Regions from separate parts of the Homo sapiens genome. Here region 2 is linked to region 1. Evidence: chromatin loops called from intact Hi-C (ENCODE). Cell type or tissue: Caco-2. All regions are shown on one strand. Each heading gives the region's core, and the rest is flanking DNA. Links, peaks and the distances in the headings are about the cores only. Region 1 holds the start of FRMPD1 (FERM and PDZ domain containing 1). Region 2 overlaps FRMPD1 (FERM and PDZ domain containing 1).

The links. Peaks named below come from ENCODE experiments on the same cell type or tissue, not always from the same donor. Only the 100,000 strongest peaks of a DNase experiment are listed, where the experiment ranks them.
Region 2: a loop joins it to region 1, with 7 times the contacts of the local background. A loop is called at or near these places in 3 of 110 quality-filtered maps.

What each region holds. Positions count from the first base shown.
Region 1 is chr9:37,642,005-37,657,641 of GRCh38, reverse strand. FRMPD1 (FERM and PDZ domain containing 1) reads right to left here and starts at 6,688. Exons shown (of 16, transcript NM_014907.3): 1 at 6,548-6,688. RefSeq lists a silencer at 6,547-6,816. In Caco-2, for the core only: no CTCF peak of the experiment used is centred there; a DNase peak (open chromatin) is centred at 6,641; H3K4me3 peaks cover 1,108 bases; H3K27me3 peaks cover 133 bases.
Region 2 is chr9:37,696,287-37,711,923 of GRCh38, reverse strand. It overlaps FRMPD1 (FERM and PDZ domain containing 1), which reads right to left. Exons shown (of 16, transcript NM_014907.3): 3 at 4,351-4,508; 4 at 3,423-3,525; 5 at 529-574. Among named protein-coding and RNA genes, the nearest start is that of TRMT10B, 50 kb to the left of the region's middle. RefSeq lists a silencer at 14,306-14,552. In Caco-2, for the core only: no CTCF peak of the experiment used is centred there; no DNase peak of the experiment used is centred there.

The sequences.
Region 1 (15,637 bases), core at 3,169-11,168:
GAGACCGTCTATTCTTCCATCTCCTATACATAAAATGTCCCTCACCCCAGGGAGAAAGAAAGAGGCCAAGTATGTATCTCCACAGAGACATCATCTTCTAACCAGACCAGGAACTAACAGCACATTCACAGGTACCAGGGGAGCCCTGGACAGTCTGGAGTGGTGTCTTTTTCCAGGGAAAGCCAGAGAGAACAGAGACTGCAGCTACTAAATAAATTATTTTTATAAGAACGAATAAATGCCATCCTCGTCTTTAATAATTGTTTTTCCTTTTGCATCCTTCTGAATTCTACATTGGAGCAAAGAAAACAACAAAGCAGTAACTCAGAAGCTTCACATGTGAATAGTTACAAGTCAGCATCAGACAGGGGTTTCAACTGGCAGGGGAGGTGGGATTGTTATCGTTGGTTTTAATACAAGCTGTAGCCTACACCCTATATTCTAGATACTCAAAGAACAGGAAGCACAGCATTTCTCAGCTGCCTGCACATCTGTCTTCTCTTAAGTCAAAAATCTCAGAGAATGATGCACTGTTGCATCCAGATGAATTCCTCTGAAGCTCTTTCCATTCAGGATTTTGAAATTTTGCCATATCACCCTTTTACTGAAGCAGCTGAGGTTCTCAGATCATTCCTTGAAAGAGGTCAAAAGAACTTTTAAATTTACCATCTTATCTTTTCCAACTTGTAATTAGTGTTTTTTTTTTTCTTTTTCACCAAAACAACTAATATTAAGGCCACATACCATTTAGCAGCCAGCTTGGGAAAGGATTGGTGGCCCAAACCACTTCTAACTGCTGGCAAAAAGGTCTCTAAACATCAGATGAGTTCCTGAAAACACTGTGTCACTTAATGAAAATAATGGCTTCTGCCCTCATATCAATCTGCCAAGCACCTAGTCCGGCTTCCCACTGTCCTTCAGGCAGATAGTTAACTGAAAAAAAAAAAGTCTCAGATTTGCAAACCTGTATAATGTAATCTGTAATTACCAAAACAAATTTAATCCACTGTTAGTACTGCTTCCATGAACATATATTAAGTTTAGTGTATATCTCAGGATACAGTAAAAGTACAACTACAATAGCTGTGGATAAACCAAAATTTTATACATTGATTGGTGTTAAGTGCATAGGTATATTTGGTGTTTGAAAGCTTTCTATACTGATCTTTTTTACAGTAAGGAACGCTTTTATAATATAAAGAATGATTGTCAAAAGCTTCAAGGTTCAAATTTTACACAGTATATTCCTTTAAAATAGGCACACTGAAAAGCTAAATTCAAAACTCAGACTCATCTTAGAGGTTGCATCAACCCATCATCAAATGAAGGAGCTACATCTTGAGGGATCAGAATGCCACGAGTGAGTTCAGCTGACAACCATATGCAACCCCTAAGCATCAGCCTCATGTTTCTGGCTTGACTCAAACCATTTCAGATATCGGGAAAATCACAGGCTTTTGTCAATCCGATACAGACCATTATCAAGCTTGCATTAGGGCTAGGCTCTGTGAAAAGGGTTGTGGGGTAGAAAGATGAAGGACATTGTGCCGGCCCTCCCAAGGGCTTTCTATGAGCTGTGGCCACATACACAAGTGACCGCACACAAAATCCTTCAAGGCTGACAGTAATGACTTCTCCATGAGAGGTACCAAGTATCAGGGAACAGTGAAATCCCTGGGATGAGGGGATCTGGAAGACAGCTTCCTAAGGGTGGTAGGATTTGAGCTTAGCCTTCAGGCATAGGCAGGACCACCAAGGCTAAAGCACATGCTAGACAGAGGGGCTAGACGGGGGAGCAAAGGCCTAGAGACCTGAGGCTAGGGGGATTAAGAGTTGGGAGGCTGGGCACGGGGACTCATGCCTGTAATCTCAGCACTTTGGGAGGCCGAGGCGGGTGGATCACAAGGTCAGGAGTTCGAGACCAGCCTGGTCAATATGGTGAAACCCCGTCTCTACGAAAAAATACAAAAATTAGCCGGGCATGGTGGCAGGTGCCTGTAGTCCCAGGTACTCAGGAGGCTGCGGCAGGGCAATTGCTTGAACCCGGGAGGCAGAGGTTGCAGTGAGCCGAGATCGCACCACTGCACTCCAGCCTGGGCAACAGAGCAAGACTCCATCTCAAAAAAAAAAAAAAAAAAAAAAAAAGAGTGGGGACATGGTGCAGAGGAGGGGGTGTGAGAGAAAGGATGGAGGTAGCCCATCATGCCTGCTGGGCTGAGGACTCGGGACTTCAGTATCCATACAGGGAAGACCCACTGAAAGGCTCTAAGGAGGAGCATGATGAGATCAGAGCCACACTTTACAGTACAGAGCACTGAAGCCTGATGCTCAGAGAGAATGGAAAGATGGGGGCATATTTGAGAGAGATTTTGGAAGTAAAAATAACAGGGCTTGGTCACTGTTACTTTACAGGGCAAGGTCACTTGGTCCTTACTGAGTAGATTTCAGTAAGGAGGGAACAAGGGAGAAGGCACAGACAATTAGCCTCCCCTGCTGTAGTTTCCAGCTTGGGAGGAGGAGGGGATGATGGCTGAAGGGTACCCCGCAGCAAGCGGGCACAGCCAGTATTTTGGTACCAGGGCTGGTGGCACCAGGGGCTCAGCTCCACTCTTGCTTTCCCTTTATGCATCAATGAGCACCTCCGGGGGCAGGGAAGGAGGGAGGGAAAGAGATCCTAAAGAAGGGTCTACTGTGCAATGTCCCCGAAGTTGTAGCAGGAGCAGCAGCAGCAGCAGCTCACCACACCACTCGGCCTGATCCTGCAAGTGAAAAGTGCTGTGGGTGGTCATTTCTTCAAAATTCCTAAAATATATAATTCTGTATTGAAGGGGCAGAGAGCCTGCTCTTGAGTCTCCCCGATAACTGTGAGGATAATACCTGTGCACACAGACTGTCTAGTTGTACATGCACCAAGCCCCTTCAGGCCTCCAGGCCTTAGCATTTGCTGTTCCTTCAGCCTGGAACAGTTTCCTCCTTCTCTCACCCTCAATTGAACTTTTATTTGGTGCTTACTACATAACTGGCACTATTCTAAGTACTTTACATGTATCGACTCATTCAGTTATCCAACAACCCTCTCAAGGAGGTACTGTTATTATCCCTAGTTTACAGATGAAAAAACTGAAGTTCAGAAGATTAAATAACCTGATAGTGGAATATATTTAGTTAGCCAAGGGGCAAGTATTCAAATCCAGGTGGTGTGGCCCCAGAGTCTGCATTCTCATACACAGAACTACCCTACCTCTTACAGATACAGAGCTGCTGCACTGACCCTCACCCAGCTCCAGGCAAGACTGGCTCCCTCTCTCCTGTGGCTCTCACTGGCTCAGATAGGCCTGCCCTGACCACCCTCCAATGGAGTCCCACTCCTACTACTTTCTCCCACATTTCCCCACTTATTTTCTTCCCAGCCTTTGGCACAACCTGTAGTTACCTTATTTATGTAATGACTTCTTCATTATTTTCTCCAACTAGAATATAAACTCCAGGAAGGTAGAGACCTTGCCTTTTGTTCCGATGTATTCTCGAGGCACCTAGAACAATTTTCTGGCAGAGAGCAGGTGTTCTATGAACAACCATTGATTGAAAAAATGAAGGACAGTACCATAGATGCTACATAGTGCTACACAGGGTCATAAGGTATTGCAATGTTATTCTTCACCCTCTGTCTTCTTTTTTTTAGAGATGGAGTCTCACTCTTTTGACCGGGCTGGAGTGCAGTGGCCTGATCATAGCTCACCGCAGTCTCGAGTGAGACTCAAGTGATCCTCCCACCTCAGCACCTCAGCCTCCCAAGTAGCTGGGACCACAGGTGCACACCCACTACACCCAGCTAATTTGTAAATTTTTTGTAGAGATGGGGTCTCACTATGCTACCCAGGTTGTATCCTATTCTTTGACCACTGCAAATCTAAGACAGAAGGGAGCCAGTACCCCGCTCCCAGCTATATGGACAAAGCTGATATATTTAGAGCTGTGTCTGTCAAATCTGCCCCCCTCCCCCACCAATCTGGGTCCTTGAGTACATAGTGATAAGCTTGTGTGAGGCAGGGATTGAGCCTTCTGATTAGCCTTCTGTGACCTCCCACCACCTAACAGTATTTACAGGGCATTGCCTGTTGTTGATGTTAGTATCTGATCTGAACACCTTCCAAATAACAAAAAGCCCCTGCCCCTTGAATCAGGAGGCACCTCGAGGACACATCACATTGTCACAAGAACTCTCTGCTGCTGGTGAGGTTCTAAATCAATGCACATGCTTAAACCAAAAGCACTATTTACTCCAATGGTGCCTTCAAACACTTATTCAGCTTGCCCATGAACCCTCTGATAAAAAGAATTGACTTTTATCCAACACCTATTACATGCAAACATCCTATTAGACACTGTTATACATGATCTCATTTAATCTTGTGAGTTTGGAATTATTATTATTCCCGTTTTACGAATTAAAAAAGTGACGCTCGGAGGCCCAATACTCCACAGCCAGCGAGGATTCCAGCCCAGGTTCAGAGCCTCCAGAGCCTCTTCCCGCTGCCCTGTCTCTGAAGTGCTCTGCCTTCTCTGTGCTTCCACCAGGCTCACTGCTCTCATCTGTCTCATGCTCTCCCAGCTCTCACCAGTTCCTTGCTCGTACCAGCTCCTTGACCTACACATAGCCTTTCTATTCCTCACCACCTGTTGAAATCCTCTTCTTCCTCCACCTTCCATTGTAAAGCCTTCTCCAATATCTCCACTTGGAATTCACCCTCCTTAGTGTTCACAGGAATCCCAGGCGATAAAGCCCACAATGAAGATCCTGTGGCACAAGCCTCTCTATTCCCCAACAGAACCTAAGCTCCTTGAGGGTAGGGCCTGTTGGTAATTTTCATGTTTGTGTCCTCTCGAATGAGTAGTGAGAAAGTGCTTGATGAACCAATAGAGAATGAAGAGGGAAAAGACTGGTGGCATTTGAATGCGTCAGAGAGATAAAAGGCTCTGGACAAATTAGCTTCAAGGATGGGGTCTCATTCAGGAAAGACAAACTTAGGTACCACAACTCTGCTCTGGTCACCAAGCACACCCTCACCAGCTCTCTGATTTCATAATGCTAGAAACTTAAAACCAGGATGTCGAGGAAGGAAATAAAATCATAAAATCACTTCTGTGAGAATCCTTTCGTGGTAATGCGTTTCACCCACACACTGGGGAGCCACTAATTGCAGCACAAGGGGAACAAGATATTGGGCAAAAGAATAAATTTCACTTTCTAGCATATCACAGTTAACTACCTCGTGCTTGTTTTGCTGTGACTGTGCCAGAATGCACCAGTCCTGGAAAAGATGAACTTGGCTCCTTAACCGTACCCATACTCAACACCGACCAAAGGATGCCCGAAATTGTCTTGATTGGAAATCATCTCAACCATCATCTTAGACTAGAAACAAGTAGATGCTGGCCTCTAGGTCAGGACCCCTAGAACAGTGCATTATTTTTTTTTCCCAAACAACCATTCTGAGGTTTTTACAAAAATAACCGACTCACAAACAGAAACGCTTCCTGATCTATAAGCCACTTTGAAAACAAATCATTATGTCGTTGAATATTTCATGACGGTCCAAAGCACTGAAGAAGGCGAACTGAGCGTTCACCAATCCTCCCCATGTCTATTTTGGGACTTCCAAAGCAAACTGCAAATGCCTCCTTTATTTTCTAAACGTTCATTTGCAAGTGCTAGATGGATTCTTGGTGAAATATTGCCTCCACCCAAACTGACTAAATGCAGAGATCCGGAGGTTCCGCTTCTCCAGAGTTTACAGCTGAAAGAGACAGCGAACAACTAGTGAACACGACTTCCACCCTATTTTATAGGTGGCAAAAGCAGGGGGCACTTGCCCAAGGTCACACAGACAGTGGGTGTATGGCAGAGGAGCCACCAGAAGCCAGAGTCCTGACTCCTAACCCTAGGGGCATCCCCTGCTTCCCGAGGCTGACTCAACGCCCCCACTAAAGCTCAGTCAAAGCTGCTGCAAGTTAGCGACGCGACCCTGGAGACTGACTTCTGTGGCTCATTCCTCTCCACACGCAATGAGTTCTGGAGCTGAGACACTCAGGGATGCCCCTCTACTCAAAAAATGACAACACAGGCATTGGCACTGCAGCTGATCGTCCCTGGCGAACCCCTTCTGGTTCAGGTGTGGCCATCGAGGACGGACAGAGAGGGTTGGTCTGAGGTCACTCAGAAAGTTGGCGCTGGCCGCGGCCGCACCTGAACCCAGGTCTCTCCCCCTCCCGCGTTGCCGCTGTTTCCACTCACTACACCATGCAGATCTCGGAAACTTAAGCACACATCGCTACTGTGCAAACAGTTCACGATGGCAGGTCCTGAGCTAGCCCACGGACGCGCCCCCGAGCCGGGCTTGGGGACACGAGGACCGGAGGCGGGCGCGGGTCACCCGGGACTGGTGGTGCAGGCGGAGGGCGGCGCGGAGGAAGCCGAGGCGCAGGCCCGGGGTGTGGGGACAGGCCGTCTCCCCAAAACTTTGCGGTGCCAGGACCCCTCCCTTACCTGCAGAGGAGGTGCCGCCCGCGCGGACAAGGACCTAGCGGGCTGACGCTCTCGGAGAAGGGCGGCCCCGCCCAGCGGCGGGCACGGTCGCGGCCAAGGCTCGGGAAGCAGCGCTGCTCGGGCTCGGCTCGGGCTCCGCCTCCCGCGCCGAGGCTGCAGCCGGAGGGGTTGGCCGGGCCGGGCCGCGCCCGCGCCGTCTGGCGGCGGCAGGTGCTGAGGCTGCAGCTGCGCGGCCGCCAGCTGCCGGCGCCGCGACCCCCGCCCCGGGGGAGGAGCCCCGCGCGCCGCCTCCGCTGGCTCCGAGGTCCCGGCCCGCCGCAGTGGGCGGTCCCGCTCCCACCCGGGCCCTGCCTCCGCCGCCTGCCTCAGCTCACCGCCGGGGCACGCAGCGTCCGCTGAGTACCCAGGGGGGAGACTGAGGCTGGGAGAGGAAAGGGACTCCCCAAGGTCACCCGGACCAGCGGTGGTTGGGCCAGAACTGGAACCCAGAAGAGTTCCCAAAACGACCCCCTTCTCACGCCTCCTTTTCCCCAGGAAGAGCCCCAGCTACGGGGAGCCCTGGGGGACTCGCCCCCTGACCCCCACGCCCCGCAGGTGTTCGGCTGAAGGGAGAGGGAGAGCGTGGGCCCACGGTAGGCACTGTGGACCACCTCCCCTGTCTCTGTAAACTCCTTCCGCGCTGGGAAACTGTGTTCTCCTAGCTTTCCTCGGCCCTCTCCAGCCACTCCCTCGGTCTCCTTGAGGGTTCCTCAAACCAGAAGCTCTAAAATGCCGGAGCGCCCTGGGACTCTGCACTCAGCCCTTTTCTGACCCCCTGAGCCGTCTCACCCACTCCCCTGGTTCTGGTCCTACCGCCTCTCTGAGCATGATACCCAAATGCATGTGTCTGTGCACTATTTTCCGTGCTGAACTCTACTGAACACCTACGAGGTCCATATCCTGCATTAGACACTGGAGATACAATACACCTTTAATAAAGCAGTCCCTGTCCTCATGGAATGTACAGTCTAGGACTATTAAAATACAGTCCAGTTCCTGTAACAATAACCCAATCCCACGGGGCCAAGGGCACCACTCAGGCCTGCACTGACTGAGTGAAGGCCTCCTGGAGAGGGCATGCTCTAAATGGAAACCTGAAAGGCCAGTGGAATTGGCCAGTGAAAGGGAGGAGTGTGGAGAGAGCCTTTCAGGTTGAGACCACAGGAACAAAGACCCCAAGATGAGAGAGATCCCACAGAGGGAGTGGCAGGAGTTGAGACATAAAGCAGGGGAGTCAGCAGGGGCCAATTCCTGGTCAAGGAGTTTGCACCGTGTTCCCAGTGCACTGGCAGGTTCATGGGAGGAGTTCTGAGTAGGGTTGAGGCACCATCAGACTGGGATGTTAGATCATTCTGGGGATGGTGCACAGGCAGATGTTAACAAGTGCATCCTTCATCCAAGGGCGGTGGGGGAAGACTAGCAGCACTTTGGAGCCAACATCGTCTGGATGAAGGCAGGTGCTCCTCCTTTGTGACCTTCATTTCCAAATCCAGGAGTCCATCCAGAAACTCCTGAGTGGCTCCATCGCTGAAAGACCTCCTACGTAATTGCACCCAAAGCTCCCTTTTCTGTCAGTGCCCCAGCCCTCTGCCACCCAGATCCACGGGCTGAGTGAGCCTTTTGCTTTCCTCACCCGTCTTTGTAGTATACAAAGTTCTGCCCCAGGAGACAGAAGCACCATAAGGGTGGAAGATTCTGAAGCCATAGTGGAAATAATGAAAGCTTTTTAAAAATCAAGTATTCTGGCTCTCTGAATTATTTCTTAACAATTGCATGTGAATCTACAATTTTCTCAAAATAAAGTTTAATTTTAAAAATTATTTTGTAGATAAAGATTAATCATCAAATTACTCTCTCCAAGGCAGTTAAACACCAAAAAGCATAGCACTTGTCAGAAAGTAAGATAAGAACTATTCTCTTGTCCGGTGAGTACAAATGTTCCCCATGGAATTTTGCCCTGTCCCCCTCCATTTCCTAGCTACCTGCGTCAGTGTCAGCCTCTCTAGGTGCCGGACCCAGCCCCTAACCCCGCTCTCCTCAGATTCTCATTCTGGTCCCTCTTGCCCCTCAGCCTCCTTTACCATTGCCCTCATGTCCCTCCTTGGCCTTTCTCCCTTCACTCTCACCAGGCAATTCTATCAGCTGCATGGTTTCAGCCAAACCTTCTGTCTTCCAAACCCAGAGACACAACTGCCTGCTGGACATCGCCTAAATGTCCCTCAGGTGCCCCACTCTCAACACAGCCAAAACCAAACCCACATCTTACCCCCAAATTACCCCTTTTGCATTGCTTCCCTATCTCAACTGGTAGTGGCACTTCCTTCCTCTGGGCACCTAAACTAGAAACCAAAGGGACAGTCTAGACTCTTCCTTCTTCCTGGCCTTCATACTCTACTGGACACTAAGTCCAATCAACTCTGTCTCCTTAACTTCTCTTACACATGTCTCCTCCCCCTCATCCTGCCGCCCTTGCTTTCGTTGGAGCCTCACCATTTCTTGCCAAGGCTGTAGTAACCGCCTCCAGTCTTTCCTATTTTCATCCTTCACATACTGCCAGTGATCTTTTTCAACCACAGACCTGACCAGTGACTCTCCTGCTGAAGACACCTCCATTGTTCCTTCTTGATCGTGCAGCAAAGTCTTAACTCCTTAGCATCACGTGAATCCACAGTGATCCTATTACCCGTGTGGCGCCATCTCTACCTCACCCCACACCTGCACACCAAACACCTTATGTTCTTAGGGTACCTTATGTAATAAGAGACACATAACATAGTGTTAAAAAAAAATGTAGTCTTGAGCCAAACTGCCTAGGTTCAAATCCCAATGCTGCTTTTTAACCTATGTAATTTTGGAAAAGTTCCATAACCTCTCAGTTCTTGGTTTTTTTCCTTTGCAAAGGGAGCATAATAAGAATACCTACCACCTAGGAGTGTTCTAAAAAATAAGAGTTCCTGGAGACGAAACAGCATTCATTACTTGCTAGCCAGCACTATTAGGAATGCTTCTAATCATTATATGCGGTGAGGATTACCCTACTTATTTTACAGAGAGAAGGAAACTGAGGCTCCAAGAAGTAAAGTCGCTTACCCAAGATTCCACAGCTTTAAAATAGCTGCACTGGGATTCATATGAAATTCTAAATCCTATACTGCTAAATACTTTACATAAGCTATTATTGCTTCCTTGTTTTTCTAACCTTTAACCCAACCTATTGGACAAACTTCTTCTTCCTTTAAATCCTGGTCAAAAATATCTTGTCCTCCATGAACTCTTCCCAGTCCTTGCTTTGAGCCTCTGCTGTACTTATGTACAGCATACAGCAAATAAAGCACGCAGCACACCCATTACAATGATTTGTTTACACGTCTGTCTTCTTGAGACCTTCTTGAGAAATACAATGTCTTATTTATTTTTGCCTTCCTATAATCCCATAAATATTTATTGAATGAATGAATAAATCAACAAATAAAGTATATATGTTTCTCAAGTTTTACCCTAACAGCTGTCATTTGGATATAGATTACTTTTTTTTTTTTTTTTTTGAAACGGAGTCTCGCTCTTCGCCCAGGCTGGAGTGCAGTGGCGCGATCTCGGCTCACTGCAAGCTCCTCCTCCTGGGTTCACGCCATTCTCCTGCCTGAGCCTCCGGAGTAGCTGGGACTACAGGTGCCCGCCACCCCGCCCGGTTAATTTTTTTTTGTATTTTTAGTAGAGACGGGGTTTCACTGTGTTAGCCAGGATGGTCTTGATCTCCTGACCTTGTGATCCGCCCGTCTCGACCTCCCAAAGTGCTGGGATTACAGGTATGAGCCACCGTGCCTGGCCTAGATTACTTTCAATCTCTGTTTTTGTCACTCTGAAGAGTCATTTTTGGTGAGAGGATAGCATCAAATGATCTAATATTAATATAGAACAAGATATAGCAAGAATGAAATTTCTCATATTGCTATGTGGTTGTGCCTTGTCCCTCTCTGAGTCTCTCCTTTTTTTAGTGACACCATGTAATAGCCCATAAGGACAAGCTGTGTTGCATCCTAATGAGACTTCCTGACTCAAACATCTGAGATTCAAATTTATTTCCCATAAGTACCATTTCAGCTAAAAGTTTGCTTTCTCTATGGCAATGAGTATGCCATTTGTCATCTGCTAAGTGCCCATACCTTCCCCTTACCTGTATCAATCTCCTTTGCACTCAAATACTTCTGAGAGCTGACTTAATAGTGCTTTTCTATACAATTTCCTTCTTAGAATGCCTAACTCTTCCTGACCTCATATCTATTGTTCCCAAAATAGAATCATTTACTGCTTCAAATTTCAGCTTTACTGTCTGCAGTGATTTAGGACAAGTTTCTGTTCTTCTTCAGAATGATCAAATTCCTTATGGTTAAAAAAACCTCGACCCTGTCATTTTCTATGGAGTAGTGTTTTTAAATGTTTTTAAGTGTTTTCGATGTTAGAAATATTTATTTTGTTTACCTGAACACAAGTAAATTGGCAATTTTAATGCCTGCAGATCAAATTAATGAGAAGTAGTATGGGTGAAAGAAAGAACACTGTATGGAAAGCAGAGGGGAAAGGAGCTCTAGGAGTGCTCTGCCACCAAGTCCCCTCACTCTTCAAGTCTCAGCAGAATGGAGGAATGGGACCAGAATGACCTTCCAGGTCTCTTTCAGATCTAAAACGACATGATTCCTTAATGGGCCTCTAAGTGGTTATTCATTCATTCAGTCAACATTGTTGAGTGCCTACTACAGACTTAAGCCTTCTGAAGTGAATCCACATTGGATAGGGGATGAAACGGTTTGGTTAAGAGAGTGTTATTACACCACATAAACTGTATGTTCTTAATATTCAAGGTCTTATGCAGAAATATAATGAGACAGTTACATCAAGGCTTCAGTGAGCCAAGACTCAGGGACTACTGGAGTACTGCGAGAGGGTTATTAAAAATAGCCCTCTCTGATATCTATGCCAGCACTTCTGCTGAGCTACTTGTAGAAAAGCAGTGCCCTAGCGTTCTAGACCCTAATTCTGTCCCTCTCTTGCTATGTGGCTATGGGAAAATCGCCTCACCTCTCTGAGCTACACTTTACTCCTCTATAAGAAGAGGCAATGATACCTGATGACAACCAATGTTCCCTGAGCCCTAAACCAAATGATTCTTTGAGATTAAGGAAGCTAAAGTGTTATAGTCACAAAGAGAAGTACTGCTGTTGGCAAAAGAAATTGGGTGATTATCATGAGGATTATATTACCTCTTAGGGACAATTAGATTGTTGCTTTACAGAGAGAAAATTTGACAGAAAAACAATATGTTCTTACTCCCAAGATTCTAGGACACAGAAGCAGACATTCACTGCTCACTTCTTAAAAATGAATTGTCCAATTCACTGTATAATACTAAGAATAGGGAGTTGAGCTAGAAAGTTCATTATCTGTGTACTGGTGAAGAGAGATCAGTCTCCCAACACCCTCCAGACCTTGCTTGACTGTTTATCATAGTCGTTCTCTCAAAGATGATCTATTTTTACCTTTTTTTTTAGTGGTAGGGCAGGAGGATGGAAAACATGTCTGATATCTGGATTTATTCCTTAGCTCTCATCTAAGCCTTGTCTGCTTATATTTCTTTTCCTGTTCCTAATCGCATTCTCTGCTCCTTGATAAAACTGGTATTCGAATCTATTGCTAATGTAATGGACATAATGACTCAGTTAGAAACAGAGGAAGGCAATAAGATATTTGTATAGAATTGGGAATGATTATCACAAGTTTTAAAAAATATTCAAGCTCTTTATGTCTCTTGTCAGATGAATTTTTATCTCATTCCTTAAGTGATAAATCTTTCAGTGTTTTGAGAGGCAGCTTTGAAAAGATAGGACTGGGTTCAGCATCTATTACTCCTGCCTTTTTATCTCTTTTGTAAAATTCTCTCTCTCTCTTTTTTTTTTTTTTCTGCTGGCTCAGCTCCTGGGAGATCAGCTCCCCAGAAGAAGGCATGTCTTGAGGTTGTGGCCAGCATCAAGTGTGGCCCTACCCTGGTCTTGACAACTACATCTGGCCACTTCCCATAGGCTTCATTCTGCTTTGCATCTGCTGGGTGACTGCAACTCCCCACTACCACCGTGCTCCCCACAGCCCCCGGGGGCAGATGCCACCCTCTCTAGCACTATTTTCTTCATCTCTTTACTTTTGCATAGACTTTTCAGTTTGTAAAACACCAAACAGAGCAATCATCTCATCTTATTCTCTCAACAGCTGCTTGAGTTAGGCAGGACACACATGACAATCCCCACTTCACAGATGAAACTGAGGCAAGCTCAGAGAATTCAAGCGACTGGTATGAGGTCACAGAGCTGGTAAATGGGATTCAGATTCAGGTTTATTTGGGAAACTGAGCTCTATTGTTGGGGAGGAAAGATGGCTGTATTAGAACTGTGTTATAGAGAAACTTCCTAAATCACCTTAGCGTGCCTACCCAGGGGGCTTCTCTGAAGATGGGGGGCCACCTTCCAAGCCCTTCTCTTACCCAGCTCCCTGCTGAGGGGACCCAAATTGTGAGCCATACAGTGAATGGGGCATAGGACACTGTTGCCTATAGCTGGAGCCCAATCCCACACAGACAATCGCAGTGCAGGATTGGCAAAGGGCGGTGTTGCTGCCACACCGTCCACCATTGCAAGAAGGACAAAGGCCCAGGAGCCTGAGAACTAGTCAGCCTCGCTAGTGAGTCTGCAGTGAAGGCTTTCAATCCTGGGCTACCTGAGGGGCCCAGCTACCCCAACTAAGCAGGACCTCTCAACAGGAGAGGAAGAACTGTCCCTGCCCACTTCCTGCAAATAGCTCTGTGGGAAGACCCCTGACTCTGTCAAGACCTGCCTCTGTAGAACCGAATGTCACAGGTGGACCAAACTATCCCTTCAGGGTCACACCTAGCCCACACAGCATCTTTATGTGGGTTAGAAAAAAGCTTCCCCTCTCAGATACCTTTGTGAAAATGAGAAAATATGCTTCCTTCCTTTGGGCCAATGTAGCTCCACACTAGGGTACACAGCTCAGCAAGTGGATGTTGGCTCCTATTAATCCTCTCCACCAGATGCCCTTGCAATAAGCAAACTACACAATGGCACACAGCAGCGCAACCCCACCCTATTAATTCTGGGAGTGTCCAAAGATCCTAAAAGCTTCTTCCACCTCACCTCAGCCTGGTGGACCCAGCCAGGTAGCTTTGTTCACCACCAGGCCACTGGAGAAGCATCATTCTTTCCTTTCATGATCGCTGAACTATTGTACCCAAGAGGCCACAAAAGCCCAACTTACCCACTTGTGGATATAAGTAGCCAAAGCAGATCAGAGATTATTTAAAGGGAGTCAATAGCTTGAAGGAGCACAACCAAGACAAATAACTAAAAGAGAGGAATCACATTGAGATCAATTTAATAGAAGAAAAACTAACTTTTTAAAATCAAAAATGTAAGGAGATTCAAGCAGAGACTAGAAAGAAATGATCAAAATGAGGAAAAATTGTTTTTGAAAGTTAAATACACAATTTTTTAAATTTGCAATTGTGGAAATGAAAAATGTAATGAACACCACTGAAAACTGATTTAATGATCTGAAAGATGAAAAAGGAGAACTACCCCACAGTACCAAACCAAAATTAAAAAGAAATAGAAATTATGAGTCAGAGGGTTTTAAAACATTGATGAAATATCTAGAAGATATGCAAATAATAGTACCAAATGGAGGAAAAAAATAACAAAGGAGCAAAGCAATAACCAAAATATAATAGAAAAAAAGACTAAGCCCATAGTCTTGAATTATCAGATAAAATGTATGCACTTGAATTACCTATACATTAAATGTATGGACTTGAGTTATCAGGTAAAAAAGACTCTAATTTCTACACTGTATTAATTTTAAAACACACACCTAGAACTTCCAGTCCTGGGCATTTCACTGAAAAGGGTAAAATGTCAGGAGCAGTAGACTGTAATAAGTTATTTATGTATGATTTAATACTTGAGCAACAACTTTAAAAACTATACAGAGAGATACACTCAAAAATACTTTAGATAAATCAAAGTAGAATTCTTTAAAAAGCCCAAGTACTCCACAGGGAGGCAGGAAAAAGAAAAAAGAGGAGTGAGAAATGGGGAACAAACAGATGGGAGAGAAAGCTTCCAAGACTTTCCCCTGTGCAGAAAGAAAAGAAATAACAACATAGCAGAGTTAAGTGCTAACATTTTAGTAATTATATTAAATGTAAATAATCTAAATACACCAATTAAAAGACAAAGATTGGCAGAATGGATATTTAAAAATATATCCTGGTGAAATTTCTGAACTCCTAGAATAAAGAGTAAATGTCATGAGCTTCCAGGCAATGTGAATAGCTTACCGAAGGAGGAAACAGAGCCCTCTGGAATTATGGATCCCACAAATCGTCCTTGCCAAATTTTATTGAGACCTAATATTTGTTAGGCACTGTTCTAAGCGGTTTATCTCATTTTAATAACCCTATGAATTATATATTAATATCCCCACTTTATAAATGAGAAAACCAAGGCCAAATGTTCCCCTGGTCACTCAACTAGTAAGAGCTTGGATTCAAATCCAAGAAATCTAGTGAAAGAAACTAAATAATAAGTCCAAGTCAGCTATTGAAGGGGAGAGGGATGATAGAGCTTCCAGGCAGAGAGAACAGCCTATGGGAAGGCTCTAAGGATGGAAAGGAACACCTATTAGATGCTATGTATTTTTAATATACTAACACAAAAACTCCAACAAGCAAGTATCATGTGTCTTTTTTGCAGACAAAGAGACTCTACATGGTTAAGTAACCTGCTCAAGATCATCCAGATAGCTGGTGTTGGTGATTGAGTCAGAATTTAAATCTGGGAGGGTTCTGCTACCCTCCTCTGTTCTGTCAACAGGTGAAAACAGCTTTTGGAGCATATTTCCCATGGTGATTGTCTTTCTCACTCCAATAGTTTTGCTGTAGTGATCCAGAAATTTAAATTTTAAAGAGCAAAGGGCCTGTCCTACCTT
Region 2 (15,637 bases), core at 4,676-12,675, 53 kb before region 1:
AGGAGCTCCTCGGCCTGTGGTGGTTTAGGATTGCCGCTTCCTCCCTGTGCATCATCTATGCCACACCTTGCCGTGTGGTGAGCCTCAGAGCTGATAAAATACTTTCATATCCAACATCTCATTTGGTCCTTCTAACAACCCATTAAACAGACAAGGCAGTTATTGTCATGACTATTTTACAAAAGTGAAAACTGAAACTAAATGATTTTCCCAAAGTCATACCACTCAAACCTGTCTTGAAACTCCAGTTTGGTGCCCTTACCATCATCCTACTGTGCATAGCCATAGGTCCATCTCCTCAGCTGGACCATAAATTCTTGAGGCCTTCACCATATCTGTTTCCTCCACAGTACTTGCATGGAGGAGGTCTTCAGATAACATGGACTGACTGGCCACCCACTGCCGGGCAGCTGTCACCCTCCACCCTTTGCCTTCCCCGCTTACTTTATGAGGGATATCCTCTGGGGGAACAGGGTCTTAGGGCCAAGAATGGTGAAACTAACACACAGGACATAGAAAGAGATTTACCGACGTGCAGCGAACAACTGTGATTGAAAGAGAATCTTCTGCTTCCCTGAAAAAAGAAAGAATAAAGACAAAAACATTTAGTCGTTCTGCGTGATGGATGCACGTGCATGCATACATGTGTGAGCATGTGTGTTAGGGTCAAAAAGACTGGCAGAATGAGTATAAAGCAGCCTCCTTTGCCTTAGCTTTTTTGGCTCAGCAAAACTGAGAAAGATATTGGGAAATGCAGCAACCTGCAAAGGAACTTAAGCTGACCCAGAGAGCTCCTCCCACCTGGAGGGAATTTTCGTAAGTTCACCTCTACCATCTAGTCTATATCTACAGCCACAACATTAATTAAGGCACTTAGCCTTAATTTAGTCCTATACAATGAAGAACTCATCCAGTGACAACCAGCTAGATTTATGTCCCCCAATTTTTTTTTTTTTTTTTTTTTGTGAGACAGAGTCTTGCCCTGTTGCCCAGGCTGGAATGCAATGGCGCAATCTTGGCTTGCTGCAACCTCCGCCTCCCGGGTTCAAAGAATTCTCCTGCCTCAGCCTCCCGAGTAGCTGGGACTACAGGCACCCGCCACCACACCCAGCTAATTTTTTAGTAGAGATGGGATTTCACCATGTTGGTCAGGCTGGTCTCAAACTCCTGACCTGGTGATCTGCCCACCTCGGCCTCCCAAAGTGCTGGGATTACAGGTGTGAGCCACCGTGCCCAACCCAAAAAAATTTTTTAGGAGAAAATATGGCAATAACACAGATAACTCAGGTTGCTATTTCATAAAACTCAGGCTAAACATTTCACTAAACAGAATGAATGTCTGTGGATAACGTTTATCAGATAAAAGCCAAAGAGTTTATGGTGTTTGGGCACACAAAGTCGGTGTAATGAGCCCAATCATATAATCAAGATAGTAGACATCTTTGTCTTGCATTATCTCTTAGATTTCAAAAGTGATCAAATCAAGCAGATAACTGCTTGACCTCTACTTTATATTAGCGGCCAGAACAGAGAAAATCGATCATATTTTCCTTTCTCTTTGCCACTGCTACCATGGAGAAGCAGTTGGCAAAATAATTTCATTTGACTTCTTGCAATATGAACATTTAGGCCAATTGCTGCTGGTGTGTTATTTCCTCAAAAGGATAAACTCAACCCAAGATGTCTAAGTGTCTAGGGACTTCCTCTTTTCCATTTTAAATGAGAACAGGCCTTTTCTGAGATAAATCACAATAAACCCAAATGCAAGTGCTCTAAAAGGACATACTGGCCTCATAGCTATTTGGAGGAATTTGAGATGTTTTCTTGGCATTGTTGTTGTATCTTTTTGTTTTGCTTTGTGTTTTACCTTTTACACGTGACACTGAATAATACATGCTGGTTTTAGACACTGGGAACTAAGCTTAAAAAAAGTAAGGCGTCCTGGGATTCTCACATGCAAAAGACAGCAGAGGGTACAGATGCACAGCACACCTCAAGTCATGCATCCCTGCTCAGAAGCCTTCAACTGCTCGCCCTTCCAGGGGGAGAATCACACTGAAACATGCTGTGCTGGCATTCAAGACCTTCTATCATCTGGACTTCACTTCCTAGAACTTTTCTGCAGGCAAACTGAACTGCTCAGCAGCCCCTACTTCCCACCCAGTTGCTTCTGTTTACCTCTTTGCCTGAATCACCCTTCACCTCCATCTTTTGGACCAAATTTTACCCAGCATTAAAGACACAACTGAAATATTTCTGGGCCCTTCTCTGTTTTGTCAGCCTACAACTTCTGCCCAAGTTGGAGGACTCTCCAGCATTTACAGTGTATTTCCTTGGCTTTTCTTTTCTTTTTCTTTCTCTCTTTTTTTGAGATGGAGTCTTGTTCTGTCACCCAGGCTGGAGTGCAGTGGTACAATCGTGGCCCATTGCAACCTCTGCCTCCCGGGTTCAAGCGATTCTCCTGCCTCAGCCACCCGAGTAGCTGGGATGGGAAGACCACTTGAGCCCAAGAGTTTGAGACCAGCCTAGGCAACACAGCAAGTCCCCATCTCAAAAAAAAAGGGAAAAAAAAACAATTAATACCACCCCAAAGCCAGATCAGCCATTCATGAAAAATCACAAACTGAATTTTATATATATATATATATCTCTTCAAGTTAGCTTTCATCTACCTCTGATTCTCGTCTGTCTTTATACTAGTCATTAGAACAATGTTGAGTGAAAAATTTAAAAGCCAAAGCTTCATGTGCCCTTAAAATGTCTGCTTGTCCTCTTCACTCCTATCAATGGCACTCCTCCGTCTTAAAGTCTGGGTTGCCAATTCCCAGCGCTAACCATATTCACTCATTTAACTGAGCACCCACTGAGCCCTGGTCTCAGGAAATCATTGTCTAGGTAAAAAGCGAGGCATTTTCATAAGTCACAATGACACCAGACAGAAGGTTTGGAGGTGCTACATCAATGAAACTACATATATGCCAACCAAGATGCACCTGCAATTATATTTAAGAAGATATATCAAGAGGGATAAAGAAGAACAGATTTGGCATCAATTTAGTTCAATCTTTGGCATATGTTACAACGTGCCTATAAATCCTTAGAGGGTAGGGCCTGTGGGTTATTTATGATCATTACATTCCCTGCATGCTTAGCACGGTGTCTTGGGCATAGCAGGGCTTTGACAAATACAGCACTCTGTGCCTCCCAAGCTCTTTTGTAGGCAAGTGAGAGAGAGTGGACTGTAACAGCCACTAACAAGAAGCCGTTTTAATAGATGGAACTCTAAAACGAGGCTGTTTTTGCTGCTTTAAAGGAGACTTAGCCTTATTAAAATCAGGGGATCAGTTATGCCATTCCTGTTGCCCATCTTTGTTCTTTGATAATCTGTGCAATTCTGTAGATGATGGAAGACCATTTAGTACCTGAGAATATCGACTGCTCGTTCCCAGGAAAGGTCTTCAGCAGGCTCATTGTTCATTTGGAGGATCTGATCACCAGGGAAAAGCTTGCCGTGAGCAGAGCCTCCTGTTGGACAGAAAATAAGTAATTGGTGCTCATGCCGGGAGGACCCAGACTCTATGTGTAATAGCGGCACAGTTAAATGGCACCCTGATCCAGTTCCCAGGGGCACTGGCTCACTCCCCCGCCTTCAGTCAGGCTTGGGCTCATGTGGATCTTAATTTTCCTGTTTATAAACCATGGATAATGTACCTATCATCTATCACCAACTTCCAGGGATGTTAGAAGACTGTCCTGAGAAAGAAAACTAGCAGAAACCTTCTAAATCAATAGAGTTGGCCAGTAAATCTACTCCATTCATCTCTAAAAAACTCTGGTGTGTATGTGTAGTAAATAGAAATCAATACATTTTAACGAATCCCAGATTAACACACCTCAATTATGAAAACAAGCACTGGACTTTCCCCACCTGCTCCTCTCCACCCTGGTACAGCCTGTATTTCACAAGGTTCAAATGAAAACAAATCAATGGTTTCTATTACTGTCTGACCAGAAAGTATCCCCAGCTAGGAGCGTGTGGGGTTCAAAGAGGAAGGCTAGCTTAGCCAAATACTTTCACTGCCCCTGAGACCAGCCAGGGAGCCAAGGGTGGGCAACGCCCTAGCCAAGGCCAGTGGGAGCCTGGGGTTTGGAGCGGCAAGTGCACTTGAGGCTTCCTCCCTCCCAGCATCAAAGTAAGGTGCAAAGCCCAAGACAGAATTAGGTGTGCCTTTTCTAACTTCCCAGGTAGGATTTTCTGCATTTTGTTATAGGATAGAGAGATCGGGGAGATTTGGGGCTATTTCCCCTTAAGAAACCAAACTCCTTTCTCATTTCCCAGTCATCCCCTACCTGCTGTGACAGCCACCACTGTAAGGGGAAGGCTCTCAGAAATGTGAAATCCATAGTCCTGGAGGAGGGTGTCTTTGTCTATCTTTACTGTGTGTCGCACAGGGATGAGGGTCTGAGTTGGGTTCCTGGCGGGCCCATCAGCTGCAGCAACTTTAGCCCTGGAAGAGAAGGAGTATGTAAAAAAGAGAAAGAGAAGACTCTAGTTGTTGGTCACGAACTGGGTCAGCCCTAAGCATCATGGAGAAAGATGCAGAACTGAGCAGACACCAATTCTCCTCTTGAGACAAATAAGACACCAACTCCACTAGCAGAACTTAGGACTGTCCTCTAAAAGAGAAGTCGTATTGCCAGGCATTCTTAATGAGCTAATGCTAAATATCTAGAAAGCGCCCAGGAAGTGCTATGGACACACAGAGAAGGGGGAGAGCAGTTTCACCTTTGTAGGGCAGGGAATAGGGAATCAGGGACGCATCTGGTACTTGGAAGAGGTGGCATTTGAGCTGCACTCTGAGACATGTCTAGGGTATACCTATACAGCCCAGATCCTGGCACACAGAAGATATTCAATAACTGCTGCTGAGTGAATCAATGAATGAATGGATGGATGGATGGATGGATGGATGGATGGATGGATGGACGGACTGACAGAAGAACAGGCAGATGGGCATCCCAGGCAGGACATACTGCTGGAGTCAGAGGTACAGGAGAGGAAAAACATGGATGGTGAGCAGAAACAAGGAGTTGTCAGGTTCAGATGTTTGATGACGGATAATTTTATAGCAAGATTTTGTCTTTGGTGATGTTTTTCTTTGTTTCTTTATGATGAATTTTGCTTCCCTTTAAGCTTTGTAACTGCAAGGTTTCCAATATAAAATCTCAGATAGCAAGGACTCCCTCTATATCAACTTTTAAAACATGTATGTTCCTTAAAAGCAGGAAAGTAATATTTTCTATCTCTCAAAGAGAGAAACCACAAAGCGAGTCACAAGTTATTTGTCATTCACCTGTGGCAAATGATTTTTCCCTCTAACAGTCAGTGGTTCTTTCTGAGGAAGGTCAAATAGTGATGGGATGAGGTGTTTATTGTCATTATGAACAACAGAAATGTGAAGGAGTAATAGCTGTCTTGGGACTCTGCGGTTAAGGTCTATCATTTATTCTCATCCATTTACCAAACACTTTCAGGAACCCTGCCTAATGCAATAGGCCCTCACTTATCTGAAAATCATCTCCCTCTCATTTATAATGATCTCCAGTTTCAACAAGGATCCGGAAATATGAAAAACTGTCTCACAGAGCCAAAATGTAAGTGACAAGCACAAGTCCAAAGTCTCGTGTACACTATCCACCAAGGATCCCCCCCAGGCCCTGACTTAGAGCAAATTTAGGATCTGTATGAATAGATGACCCAGCCCACACAACCTAGAAGCAGAGGGAGTCTTTCTTCTAGGCCAGCATGCAGGTAATACTGAGCTGGAGCAGCAGAGAGACCTAATGAGAGGGAAGAAACAGAAAACTGAAAATTCACACTAAATAAAGCCCATAGCTCTTCCTGATTTTTTTTCAATCTTTTATTTATTTATTTATTTATTTATTTATTTATTTATTTATTTTGAGGGAGGGTTTTACTCTGTCACTCAGGCTAGAGTGCAGTGGCATGATCTCAGCTCACTGGTTCAAGCGGTTCTCATGCCTCAGCCTCTTGAGTAGCTGGGACTACAGGCTCGTGCTACCACACCCGGTTAATTTTTTGTATTTTTAGTAGGGATGGGGTTTCTCCATGTTGTCCAGGCTGGTCTCAATCTTCTGAGCTCAAGTGATCTGCCTCTCAGCCACCCAAAGTGCTGGGATTACAGGCAGGAGCCACCGCACCCAGCCTATTCCTGATTTTGTAAAAAACATTTAGAGCTATAAAAAGGTTTTTCTAAATGCAATAAATAACACTCTATACTAAAAGTCAAAAATCAACATTTGACATTACAGGTGCAGTGCCTCATGCCTGTAATCCCAGCACTTAGGGAAGCTGAGGCTAGCTAATCACTTGAGTCCCAGAGCTCAAGACCAGCCTGGGCAACATGGCAATACCCTGTCTCTATTAAAAATACAAAAAAATAGCAGGACTTGGTGGTGTACACCTGTGGTACCAGCTACTCAAGAGGCTGAGGTTGCAGTGAGCTGAGATCATGCCACTGCTCTCCAGCCTGGGTGACAGAGCGAGACTATCTCAAAAACAAACAAACAAACAATTTGGTGTTTTATTTAATGTAGTAGGATAAATGCTAATAATAGTTATCAGGGAAGGAAAAATGACAAGAGGAATAATGAGCACAGGAATGGAAAAGTACCACCTTATTATTTTTTTTTTGTTTTTTAGCAGATGACATTCACACAGAAAATGATGAACAAAGAAAATTTTTAGTGCCAGAAGATAAGTTTAGTGGAGATGCAGGATAAAAACACAAAACACAGCCACAAAAAGGATCAAACAATTCATTAAAAGCAGATTAGCTGAATGTACATTCGGTGTTAGGCATTCTTAATGAGTGAATGCTAAATATCTAGAAAATGCCAAGAAAGGATTCAAGTAACAAAACTAGTGATGTGTACTAATGTAATTCAGGGGAAGAAGGATTTATTTAAAGAAAATAATATAACTTTCCTTAAAGCAATAAAGGAAAACACAATAATTGGGTTAAAGTTATGCTGGGTTCCTGGATGGAAACACTAAGTATCAAAAAAAAAAAAAGTTCTAAATTAAATAGAGATTTAATGTAATATAAATAAAAAATTCTTCCAGATTAAAAAACAACTTGACAAATTGATGGTAATCACAGCAATAACGACAATAATAATTAATAACATTTATGAATACTAACTATATTTTAGGGAGTGATTTAACATTATATATATATATATATCTCACTCAACCCTCAAACTTTTGAGGTGGGTACAATTATTATTCCTGTTTTATAGGTGAAAAGACTAAATCTTGCTCTGAGAGATTTTAACTTGCTTAAAGTCATACAGCTGGGAAGCAGGTTTCAAATTGGGGCTACTTTCTTCAATAGGCACACTAGCACTGCTTCTAGAGCAGTGCGGTCCAAATGAAATATACACACCGCATACGTAAATTTAAGTTTTCTAATAGCTACATAAAAACAGGAAAAAAATAAGTGAAATAAATTTTAATAACATATATTTTATTTAACTCAATATATCCAAAATAGTATCATTTCAACTCGTAGTTAATACAAAAAATTATTGATGAGAGATTTTGCATTCTTTCATATTAAGTCTTCAAAATCCAGGGTCTATTTTACACTTACAGCGCGTATCAATTTGAACTCTAAATTTCTATCAGAAATACTTAGATTTCAGAAAAGTTACAGTTGAAAAGTAAGCACTCCTTTCAGACAAAGGCAATAATCAAAACTGCATAGTGTGGCTTTCACCAATGAAACTGAATAGAAATTCTAGAAAGTCCTTTAAGTGTCTGGAAGTTTCTTAAAAGACTAAACATGGTGTACAACATGATCCAGCAATTGCACTCCTGGGTATGTACCGGAGAGAAATGAAAATAAATGTCTACACAAAAACTTGCACATGAATATTTATAGCAGCATTTTCTGTAAATGTCCAAAAGTGGAAACAACTCGAATGTCCATCAACTAATGACATGGATAAATAAAATACCGTATTCCAGAACAGAATATTTGGCAATAAAAAGGAATGAAACATGGATGAATCTGGCTAAGTGAAAGCCAGTCACAAATGACCACATATTGTATGATTCCATTAACATGAAATATCTAGAACAGACTAATCTATAGAGACAGAAAGTAGATTAGGGGTTGTCCAAGGCTTCAGGGAGGGAGGTTTGGGAGGTTTGGGAGTCACTGCTAATAGGTATAGGTTTCCTTTGTGGGGGATGAAAACCTTCCAAAATGGACTTGTGACAGTTGCAGATCTGTGAATACACTAAGAACCATTGAATTGTACACTTCAAATGGGGGAATTGTATGGTATGTAAATTATCTATCAATAAAGCAGCTGAAAATAAGTAAATTTAAAAAAATCCTGAAGTGGGGAAAGCTTATAATACAAATATATGAAGAATGGGCATAAATACACATAGTAGATACCCACATTTCACATGCTCAAAGCAAGTGAATTGACAACTCTCACATGAAGAAAGCAAGCTGGAAATTAACACAGAAAATGTACAACCTTATCAAAGAAGCACAACTGAAAGGGCTATGGAGTACTATTATGTGTCATACCAAATATGAATAAAAATAATAAGGCCCAACAGGTACTAGTCCTGAGATTAAAGAATGACAATACAAACTGGCAATTCAATCTCTCTAGGAAATCATTGGTGAACCTGTACCATGAATTTAAATTTTAAATTTGATCTTCTGTTACCATTTTGACCGGTATTCCTTGAACTGATGACCACAAAGGAAAAAATATCATATTATTTATCCTGGACCATGAGTTCCTAGAAGACAAGGGTGGTACCCATTCATCTCCATGTCTCCCATGCCTAGTAAAGTTCTAGAACAGAGTATGAGTTCAATAAACCCTGGCTCTTAAGTATTCAAAAATATCAATCTCAGCTTTATTTAGAATAGTGGGAAAACTCAAAACAACCCGATAGGGAATAGATAAACCAAACACAACAAAGAATGACCTCGAAGACTCTACATCAAAAAGTATTGTGGGCCTAAAAGCTTCAGACATACAAAGAAACACAATCTAGAAAATACCCTTCCAGAGCACTGTGTAAGCTATGGTTTACCCTTCCTAAGTGAGAACTAGAATTATTCTCCTCCTAATAATTCCCCACCACCCACAGAACAAAAGCCAAACTCCTCAACCTTGCCTTCGTGGACCTGTGTCCTGAGGCTTCAGTCCCTAGCCAGCATCCACCCACCACTCCCCTTCCCAGGCCTTCACTCCAGACTGATCTTACCTCTAACAGTTTTACCCCTGGGCCTTGGCTCACACAACTGCCTCTGCAGAAAGTGTGAGGCCAAGTCAAAGTCCAGCTCAAAGGTCATATCTTCCTTCTCTGATTTCCTAGCCAGACCTAAGTTCTCACATCTTGGAGCTCTGACCCTCTCTTATGGCCCCGAGCATCCAAACCTTTATTTAAAGTTATCTGACTCCATATATTGTTACCCTTAACAGACTATTTATTCCTTGGAAACAGGAACCACATTTTGTCCACCTCTGTATTTCTCACATTGTCAAGTGAAGATCTTTGCTCACGGGAAGCATCAGTGCTTATTGGGCAAATAAATGAGCAAAATACTGTACATATCTAATATGTTACTGCTAATGTAGTTGTACCTCTAATATAATTAGTGAAAAGTGAAAAGGCATATACAACCAGTAATGAACAGCAATTTGAATATAAGTAACAGAGATGAAACTTTGTCATTTTCCTTTATGTTTGCTTAACTCGATATATAGCTCAACCCTATGGCTATTGCCCTAATCAGAACTTATCTTCTCCGTGTCTCAGAGCTCAGTAAATGGTATCATAAGGATAATGACAATTGCTCAAGCCAGAATCCCAGAGTCATCCTTGACTTTCCTCCACTCTTATCCTTCAAATCACTCACAACACGAGAAGATCTCAAAAAGGGTCCATTTCTTTCCATCTCCACAGCCACCATTCTGTTTCAGGCCCCATCACCAGCCCTACTGACAGGTTTCTACTAGGCTGCTAACTGGTCTCCCCACTTTCCATTCTCATCTTTCCTGAATGATTCTCCATCTAGCAGCCAGACTGATTTTATAAACACAATTCTGTTCATGTGTTTCCCCTGACTGAATGGCATAATCCAAAATCCTGAATATGGCTTAATACAGCTCCCGCCCATCACTCCAGCCTCCAGGACCAAGTCATTCATTCTCTTTGATATTTTTGTTCCAGTCAAACTAGCCTACTCTAAGTTCCTCAAACACATTGGCCTTTGGACAAGCTCTTCCCTCTGTCTAGAATAACTCACCTGCCTCCAAAACACACACACACACACACACACACACACACACGTACATGCACACACACGCGCGCACACACACACACACACAATTTCCCCAACATATCCAATCATGCTGTCTACCTGCCCAACTCCTACTCAGTCTTCTGATTTTGGTGGAAATATCTCCTACAAAATGTACCTACAGACCAGTGCAAAGTCTCTTGTCCTCTCTGGACTAGTTTGTGTAGCAAGAACCACATATTTCTTGTCCCATGTGCTGAACTCAGTACCAGCCATAGAGTAGGGTTAATAATTGTTTGGAGAACAAAAGAAAGAACAAACCTTACTACAGGGTTTCAACAGAATCCATTTTGATGCTTTTCAAATGGGCAGGCTCCGTTATCTTCCACTTGGCAGAGTGCGGTCCTCCACAATGGTGGACAAATGACATTGCACTGTATTGACTAATCCCTGGACAGTGTCAGTGGCTTTGGCCCAAAGTCTGGATTTGACATTTTCCCCAAAGGCCATGTTCTAGCTTTTGTTTGGAAAGGGATTAACCTAAGTACATGACCAAACCATGGCCGCTCCTCATAGAGAACATTTAATATTGACAGTAAGCTAAAGGAAATGATCTCTGTAACAACATTTCCTCCTCTGAAGCATCTTATAAATATCAAACTAAGCACTGATCTCAAAACATGTTTCTGCTGCCTTTGTAATCGTTTCAAACCATAAATGTGAGGTCATTTCTGTGATCTTACACTGGAAGAACAGAAGCCCTATAGTTACACTAATGAAATTCCTGCCAGATAACTGGATCTCCCCTAAGGTAGAACCAGAACAAACATGTTACATTTATCATGAAAACAGTCTCACATAGATGAATTCTACTTTTCATAGCTCACAAGTTTATACTGAGCTGGTTAATAACACTGAAAAGGAAAACTACCAGATGGATACTGATTGCACTTCACATATTCTCTGGCTTTTTATCTGCTCTCTGATATGTTGGAAAATGTATTCTACCTCTATCCTGTAACAACAAAGAATTCACCTCCGAGTTCCAGCAGGATGTGGAGAAACAATTTTGAATCTATGTTTAAACACTTTATTATGTTCAGCTTGAGTGATTTTAAAAGCTAAATCTGGTATAAACTGGATTTCATAACGTAAAGACGATTCAAAGAAACCAGAAATAGAGGCATCAGTCTGTACCAGAAGGAAATGTAGCATGTAATCACAATCATAGGAATGCACTTGTGGTTGTAACAGTTTCTAGGGGGCCATTCACTGTGGAGATTGTGAGGGTAGTGCTCCTACAGTTGAAAGGAGAAATTCTTCCATTATTACTTTAAAAACAGGATTCAGGAAATAATGGCAACTCTGCAGATGCAGTCCAGGAGCCTTCCAGACTACCCTCAAATCTCTCTACTTTTGCCTATGGGTCAAGACACAATAAAAAAAAATTGTTGCCTAAAAGGGTCTTTCTACACCATTAATAGTATTAGAAAGGTCAACAGAATTAGAAAGGTTTTAACAAAACCATTCTTAAAATTAGTAAATAGACTTCTTATAGTTGTAATAACCAAGTAAGTTTGGAAAGTGTGTAAAACCAGCAGCAAGGGCTTCTGACACTAAGATGCCAAAATGTGTGTATATGTGTGTGTGTGTGTGCGTGCATGCATACATGTGCATGTGTGTGCCTGTGTGCATACATGCATGGGTGTGTACACATGTATGCATGTATGTGCCTTGTGTCATTGTGTGTGTAGACATGCATGTATGTTCATTAGTATTAACATTCAAGACAAGTTAAAAGAAATATCTTTTCAAGCCCTGAGGATACAACCAAGCAGTGAAGAAAGCACGATGTCACATTAAGTTCTTTATGCTTCTTTAGATCTCGCTCTATAAAACTAACATTTCTAGATTAAGCATAAGAGAATTTAGTAAATCTTGGTGGGGTGCGGTGGCTCATGCCTGTAATCCTAACACTTTGGGAGGCTGAGGCGGGCAGATCACTTCAGATCAGGAGTTCAAGACCAGCCTGGGCAACATGGTGAAACCCCGTATCTTCCAAAAATACAAAAATTAGCTAGGCGTGGTGGCGCATGCCTGTAATTCCAGCTACTCAGGAGGCTGAGGCACGAGAATCACTTGAACCCGGGAGGTGCCAGTTGCAGTGAGCCAAGATCACAACACTGTACTCCAGCCTGGGCAACAGAGCAAGACCCTATCTCAAAAAAAAAAAAAAAAGAGAGAGACAGAGAGAATTCAGTAAATCTCATGCTTATTTGTTTTAATAGTATAATAAAATGATTCTAAACTTCATATGACAGAATAGGTGGGTAAGACTAAAAGCACTGAAAATGAAGAGTAATAAAAGCTTAGTTTAATAGGTAATGAGGCTGGTCACGGTGGCTCACGCCTGTAATCTCAGCATTTTGGGAGGCTGAGGCCAGTGGATCACTTGAGGTCAGGAGTTCGAGACCAGCCTGGCCAACATGAAACACTGCCTCTACTAAAAATACAAAAATTAGGCCGGGTGTGGTGGCTCACACCTGTAATCCCAGCACTTTGGGAGGCCGAGGCAGGTGGATCACCTGAGGTCGGGAGTTCGAGACCAGCCTGACCAACATTGAGAAACCCTGTCTCTACTAAAAATACAAAAGTTAGCCGGGTGTGGTGGTACATGCCTGCAACCCCAGCTACTCGGGAGGCTGAGGCAGGAGAATCACTTGAACCTATGAGGCAGAGGTTGCGGTGAGCCAAGGTTGCACCATTGCACCGCAGCCTGGGCAACAAGAGTGAAACTCCATCTCAAAAATAAATTTAAAAAAATACAAAAATTAGCCAGGTGTGGTGGCGCATATCTGTAATCCCAGCTACGCGGGCGACTGAGGCAGGAGAATCTCTTGAACCCAGGAGGTGGAGGTTGCAGTAAGCCAAGATCGCACCACTGCACTCCAGCCTGGGCAACAGAGGGAAACTATATCTCAAAAAAAAAAAAAAAAAAAAAAAAAAAAAAGATAATGAGATGCATAATACTATTGTAACGTAAGTAATTTTAATACAGCTGTGTAAAAGTAGGCAGTTACATCAATGGAACAGAATAGCCAGCCCAGAAACAGGTCCAATCTCCCACTCACAGACGCCAGAATTTCACATACAATAAAGGAGGGGTCAGTAAAGAATGAATCAAGAAGGCAAAGATCACTCACAATTAATGGTAATATGAATGACTACTTACTAATTTGGAAAAAAAATCCAGTTAGATCGTCATCTCCTAGCATATACTAAAATAAACTCCAACTTAAAGAATTAAATATAAACATTTTAAGCTATTAAATTGAATTGAAAAACTTGTATTGGATGAAGATTTTTGTAAGCTTAGAAGCAATGAAAGAAATTGCGAAGGAAAAGAATCCCATTTAACTATGTAAATTGGTATTATTATTTTTTTTAAGACAGAGTCTCACTCCATTGCCCAGGCTGGAGTGCAGTGGCACGATCTTGGCTCACACAACCTCTGCCTCCCAGGTTCAAGAGATTCTCCTGCCTCAGCCTTCCAAGTAGCTGGGACTAGAGGCACGCGCCACAATGCCCAGCTAATTTTCGTATTTTTAGTAGAGACGGGGTTTCACTATGTTGGCCAGGCTGGTCTCGAACTCCTGACCTTGTGATCTGCCCATCTTGGCTTCCCAAAGTGCTGGGATTACAGGCGTGAGCCACCACGCCCAGCCGAAGAACTGGTAATATTAAGTGGAAAAATATACTATCATCAAATCTTTGTCATTTTATCACTTCTGTAGTCATACGAAGCTATAAAGAAGATGACAATTTGATTGAAAGCAAAAGGTTAAAAATTAATTAGTTTATGATGTAATGTCACTGTGTTGCAGCTTTTATTAAGCAGTTTGCATTGCATTATTTACACAGAAATTCAAAACATGTCACAGAGACCTTTTGGGAGGTTAGCTATTTCTTTTCTTTTCTTTTTTTTTTCTTTTTGAGACAGAGTCTTGCTCTTTCACCCAGGCTGGAGTGCAGTGGCGCTATCTCGGCTCACTGCAAGCTCCGCCTCCCTGGTTCACGCCATTCTCCTGCCTCAGCCTCCTGAGTAGCTGGGACTACAGGCGCCTGCCACCACGCCCGGCTAATTTTTTTGTTTTTTTTTTAGCAGAGACGGGATTTCACCGTGTTAGCCAGAATGGTCTCCCAAAGTGCTGGGATTACAGGCATGAACCACTGGGCCTGGCCGAGTTTAGCTATTTCTAAAAGAACATTGATACTGTAAATGTTATTTTTCCGTTGGAATATGAAATCGAGTGGTAACAGAGGAGTCATCCTTATCATATCTGCACAATTTCCCATTCCTGTAACTATAGGTCTCACCAGTTTACTCCTACCCAAACAGGGACACTCATTCAAACTAAGGGCTACCAACTGAATTTGACTAATGATTGTAACAATAACCACCTACTGAAAATTAATCTAAAATTTAAGAAATCACAGGAACTTTGAAAGTTGACACTATTCCTCAGTAAAATACCTGTTTAAGATTCTCTATAAAGCTCTAACATTACTCTGTGTGTATAAAAGTTATCAATTTGTTTAGTAATGCCTGGAAATGGAAATGGTTATTTTTGACTAATTTACTCCTAGACAACTCACTTAGAGCCACAGATAGAGTTTAAATTTTATGGGAAAAAAATGCCAAAGACAAGTAAAGCAAGTACAACTGGCTGAAACGACTGAGTTTTTAAAAGTCAGAAAAAAACAGAATTGCTAAAATATGCATGTAAAATTATGTGACTACAGATGCATATCTGTGTTTCTTCCTTCTGCACTATAGAGGACATTTCAATACACTTCCTTGATTTCTTGCCCCAGCTACCAGGAAATTCAGGGCTAATGTTAGTATTCAAATGCTAAATCCTTAGTCTCATTGGTTTGCAATCTATTTCTAACACTTCTTGTTTAATTTTCCCACATGTTTTAAAACTGTAATCATTAAAAATTCCTTTTGGAAGAAGGAGGGATGTGCATTTTAAATATATTTCAATGAATAATACAGTCCCCTACTATAAAAGCCCTTAATCAGTAAAAATTTATTGAATGTCCGTTACATACTATGGACTCTGTTAAGGCTGACGATACTTTGTGAAACAAAACAGTCAGGGTCCCTGGTCTCATATATGAGAGGAAGGTTGGGGGAGAAAAGCCATATGATGGCAGAGGTGATAATGAACAGGTAAATAAATATATATATAATTATAAAGCGTGATGAG